2 separate regions of the Homo sapiens genome follow, and region 1 is linked to region 2. Evidence: chromatin loops called from intact Hi-C (ENCODE). Cell type or tissue: PC-9. All regions are shown on one strand.

Region 1 (2,500 bases), 270 kb before region 2:
TAAACACACCAAGAGTGTCAAATTAGGTAGGCATTTGCTTCAACAGTGACTACGCATGCAGCTGTGAGACGAAGGCTTCATGCCTATCTAATGTTAAAAACAAAAAAACAAAAAAACAAAAAAAAAACCTTATATTATAAATCCATGCAGAAACTCCAGTGTTAAAACAAAGAAAAACATGCTACTGGCCAAACAAATAGGCACTATCATTAAGCAATCTTTAATCAGAAGATTAAAAGACAGTTTTCTAGATAGTGGGTAATGATTATTTTTTAGAATGAGAGAAAAAGCCCAGAACAAGTCCATAGGAAATTAAAACAGCAATGTTCAAAAGCAAAAATCCCTACAAGATTCAATATATACAGAATTAGATATTAGAGGAGCCATCTTGGAATGGACACTATAATGGTAGTTGACAGAACAGCCATTGCTTGGGAAATCAAGAGAAGAGACCATCCAATAGGTTTACTCTAGCTGAGGCAATTTAATCCCTCTCATTCATAACCACAGTTAATTATTCACAGGCTGAAACTCAGTATAATCAAAGAACAACAGTGAGAAATGGATATCCCAATCTAACTATATGTGGATTTTAATGGAAAAGTGTGTTACCATTCATATTCATCAAGTTCACTGGTAACTAGAGATGACAGGTTTGCTCTTTTGAGAAGAGAATGGAAATAAAAATCCTGTAAGTTGAATTCTCTGCTGAAGCACAAATGACCTTTCTGGCACCATATGAGTGAATGGTTCAGACAGAATCAGAATCAGAGACTAGAGCTTTGCTCAGTACCAGCTATCAAGAAAGGAGATTCAAAGAAATCCCTTTCTCTATAGTGTCATCCCTGACAGAAGCTTCCCATATATCCATACAAACTCAAAAGCAAAGTAACTGGGTAGGATAGAAAAGTAGAGAAAAAGAAAGGTCAAACAGCAAACATATACCAGTATTAAATGCAAGAAATTAAAAGGAAGCTGAAACTAAGAGATGTAAAATCAACGCAACTGCCATGGTTACTAAAATCACATGCAAAAAAAAAAAAAAAAAAAAAGGGAGGGGGGGATGGGAGATGATGAGATTTTTCCTAATAGAAAGTGTTTATTTTTGTACTGTATTTGTGCAAATATATAAGACAAAATTATATACATGCACAGAAGCTGCTACAGAATGCAAAATATGATGTAGGAGGTTATTTCCATATTTTTCTTTAAATTTTTGTTTAAAGGACTTTAAAACTCCCTACACTACCAAGTACTTCAACAATTTAAGCCACTACCAATGAAGCACCATGGTGCTCCTGTTCTGGGAATATGTGGACTTGCTGCCACCAAGTGGCAATCTAGAAAGCCATAAATTAGCTGAATAAAAGAGTTCCCTGTGAACTCAAGGCTACTAGAGTTTAGTGGAACAGGAATGCAAACTCACTAAAGTTTTGTTCCTGATGACTACTCTCAGAAGACTTTTTTCAAATATTTTATGGGCACTGTCATTGTGGCTCCACTGTCCATATTCTTTCATGCCTGTGATTCCATTACCTAATCTCTTCATAACAGAGGAGCATAAACAGGGAGACAGGGATAAAGACATTTGTCTCTCTCTAGTACCTTCCTACTTTCTAAATGCCACAAAATTGTTTGTTCCTAAATTAGGCAAATGAATAACAACCATGAGAATGGAAGTTTCATTGCCTTTCACCCAAATTCTTTGTGGCTCCACTGAAATCTAGCCATCCCACTATGGCCTGTTACCCTTTTCCTGATTGTGCATTGGTTTTGTTCATATCTTTCCCTTTGGGAGAACCAAGAAAGAAACCCTTGCCCTTATTAGATCAATGACTGTCTTGGCCTCTGGTGTGGTTTTCTGGTGCTCCTTGTGGGCAAAAATTTTGCCAATAGTTTATATATTTAATTATCCCCTTCTAACCAAATATGAAATAAACACATAATACAATGTTACTCTGATTTTTAAAAAAAATAGTAATTATCTCACCATTCCTCATGAGTTTGTCTTGCTGGCTAATAGTTACTGAAAGAATTGAGTTTCTCAGAGGAAAAGGGCTAATGTAACCAAAATAATCCCCTATCAGTGTGTATCAACTCATCTCTTCTTGCACTGGGCTATTTAGATCCTGAGAAGATGGGAGGGTGTGAAAGCAGCAGAACAGTACTGAAAAAGTAGTTTACTTTTTCCTCTATTTGCACATTATTAGCTAATACAACTGATTTTTGTTGTTGTTGTTGGAAGTAAAATGTATAAAATATGTTTATCCCATGAGATTAAAAGACAGCAAGAATAAAGGAATGATGTCAAGGTTAGCTGAGGATCATTCTACTTGTCTCATATGCAAAGGTACTAGGAATTTATTACTCAGCAAATCTACTTATTTGGGCACTATTATAAACTAATCAACTGGTCATCTGGTTGCTGCCTATTTAAAAAATAGAGAATGTGGTACATTTTGAATATCAGTAAATTCATTTGAGATTTCACAAGCATTTG
Region 2 (2,500 bases):
GCCCTCTAGATTTATGGAGCTGAGACTCCACAAATGATGCTGGAGCCGGGTGGGCCAGGCTGCAGTTTAGGAAGTGATCAGGATCAGGTAGTGCGTGGGCTAAGGGAACTTCTGGGACCAGCCTTGAAAGATGGGTGGAATTCTGCAAAGGTTACTTGTTTCTTATTGCAAAAAGTAATACATCATTCTTGTCAACAGAATGATTGGGAGGATTTTCAGTAAAGGTCCAGGTCAGAAGTCATTTAGACTGGGTCCCCCAGTCTCTGTCAGAACCATGGTACTCTGTTGTGGTGTGAAAGTAGCCACAGATCATCTGTAGATTAAGGGGTGTGGCTTTGTTCCAATAAAGCTTTATTTACAAACACAGGCTGTGGGCTGGATTTGGCCTGCAGGCTGTAGTTTGTGATCCTTGATTCAGACAGTTTAGCAAGGCTGAAAAGAACACCCCCTTGTTACCCACAGATGGGTGGGACTGTGTTGGCCAGAGGCCGAGAGGAGGGTGCTCACAGGGGAACGTACATCATGTAGAGGCCGGAAGGTGCTCCAGGGCACCAAGTGTGGGAAAGTGGGACATACGGGGAAGTTTCCAGAAAGCATGTCAAGATGGAGGCGGAGCGCTGCTGGGGTGTGAAGGGTCTCAAGTCCAAGTGAGGGAGCTAGGGACTTGGGAGGGGTTGTTGTTGGGTCGGGGAGCTGGGGTCATCCAGGTGGTGACCTGGGATGGGGTGGGGACAGGCAATGAGGTAAGCTCTGCTCTTCAGTATTTTGCAGATGCTTTTCTCAAACTTTCCTGATCCTGAAGGCAAGCTAAACCAGTTCCGGAAGAACCTGCGGGAGTCGCAGCAGCTCTGATGGGATGAGAGCTGGGTGCAGACTGTGCTCCCTTTGGTTATGGACACATAACTCCTGGGCCAGAGGCTAAAACCCCAGGGCCCCTGCTGTCCTTCCCGCAGCTTCTTCTTGGAGTCTCAGGGCAAACCCTTTCAAGCAGCGCCTCCCAGTGGCCAGAAGCTGAAATGACGGCAGTGGTGCCACCTGGTGAATGACCCGGGAAGCTGTGGTTGGCCCTGATTTCTTCTTTGGAGTCTCAGAAATGCTTCCTGTCTTCTTCTGTTCTTCACGCCCCATGTCCCTGCTAGCGTATTACTGTTCTGTGACTTCCCTGTGACCTCTGCAGTACTCCTCATCCTGCATTTGGTCTCCAGGTGTCACCTTTCTGCCATGTTCCTAACACTTTGATTCCTGTCTTGAGAAAAGCACCTGCTGCACCACAAGCCCAGGGATGTGGCAGCTGCAGCGGGCTTGGCTTTGTGAGGAACCGAGTGTGTCCAGGGATGTGGCAGCTGCCGCGGGCTTGGCTTTGTGAGGAACCGAATGTGTCCAGGGATGTGGCAGCTGCAGCGAGCTTGGCTTTGTGAGGAACCGAGTGTGTCCAGGGATGTGGCAGCTGCAGCGGGCTTGGCTTTGTGAGGAACCGAGTGTGTCCACGTTGGGGGAACGTCATACTTGATACACACGTTTTTATTTGCACAAAGAAAATGCTATTTTTGGAGCCAGAATTTTCATGTCTGATTTATGGTGATTTTCTTAAGAACCAGAACTGCTGGCAGAAAGGGGGCACCCACATGCTTAGATAGCCGATGTCTTATTAGAGGGCAGATTGTGGTTCCTGATTTGGAATTTAACATTCTCCAAACATTCCAGTCCAATGAAAGTTTTATCCGCTTTCCCATATAAAAATTCTTCCCACGAGAGTGATTTGATTCTAACAATCCCGTTGGAGTCGTGTATGAGTCCTACAGTGTGAGGTTCAGCATTGCCATCTCCAAGTGCTCTCCATAGGGAAACAGTTTCTGGTCATGATGAGCTTCCGCTTCCCATCTGATCCCAGCCCAGCCTGGAAACAGAGCACGTGTTTGAGGATGGCGGTGTTTGGGGACAGGACATGAGCGTATTGTGTGGGGCTGCTAGGACAGGCCTGGCGGGGTGGGGAGTGTCTAAGTCAGTTTACTTGGTTCACAGGTTCCCAGGCCCACCCAAGTACCTAGAATTGGCCTCCAGGAAGGGACCAGAAATCTGGTTTTACATAGAAATGGCTAGCAGCAGGCACCATGCAGCTGTCCACTCTCTGCCCGAGTCTGCCCCAGCACGTGGCACAGCAGGACAGAAGCAGAGATCTGAACCCACATCTACCTGGCTGTTCCATCAACCCACTCTTCACAAAGCTTAGAAAGTGGCCGGGCACAGTGTCTCATGCCTGTAATCCCAACACTTTGGGAGGCCAACGCCGGTGGATCACTTGAGGTCAGGTGTTCGAGACCAGCCTGGCCAACATGGTGAAACCCCATCTCTACAAAAATACAAAAATTAGCCAGGCACGATGGTGGGTGCCTGTAATCCCAGCTACTTGGGAGGCTGAGGCGGGAGAATTGCTTGAACCCAGGATGCGGAGGTTGCAGTGAGCCGAGATTGTGCCACTGCACTCCAGCCTGAGTGATAG

Evidence for each region. Hi-C counts contacts between places; a loop is a spot of excess contacts. Peaks named below come from ENCODE experiments on the same cell type or tissue, not always from the same donor. Only the 100,000 strongest peaks of a DNase experiment are listed, where the experiment ranks them.
Region 1: a loop joins it to region 2, with 12 times the contacts of the local background. A loop is called at or near these places in 5 of 110 quality-filtered maps.

What each region holds. Positions count from the first base shown.
Region 1 is chr3:129,828,422-129,830,921 of GRCh38, forward strand. It overlaps TMCC1 (transmembrane and coiled-coil domain family 1), which reads right to left. Exons shown (of 7, transcript NM_001017395.5): 4 at 1-87. Among named protein-coding and RNA genes, the nearest start is that of TMCC1, 64 kb to the right of the region's middle. In PC-9, a CTCF peak has its summit at 1,321 (motif pointing left); a DNase peak (open chromatin) is centred at 1,400; H3K27ac peaks cover 2,049 bases.
Region 2 is chr3:130,097,462-130,099,961 of GRCh38, forward strand. It overlaps ALG1L2 (ALG1 chitobiosyldiphosphodolichol beta-mannosyltransferase like 2), which reads left to right. Exons shown (of 8, transcript NM_001136152.1): 8 at 762-929. The coding sequence ends at 794. It also overlaps the pseudogene FAM86HP. Among named protein-coding and RNA genes, the nearest start is that of LINC02014, 4.4 kb to the left of the region's middle. RefSeq lists enhancers at 1-141, 1,805-2,500. In PC-9, a CTCF peak has its summit at 1,010 (motif pointing left); no DNase peak of the experiment used is centred here.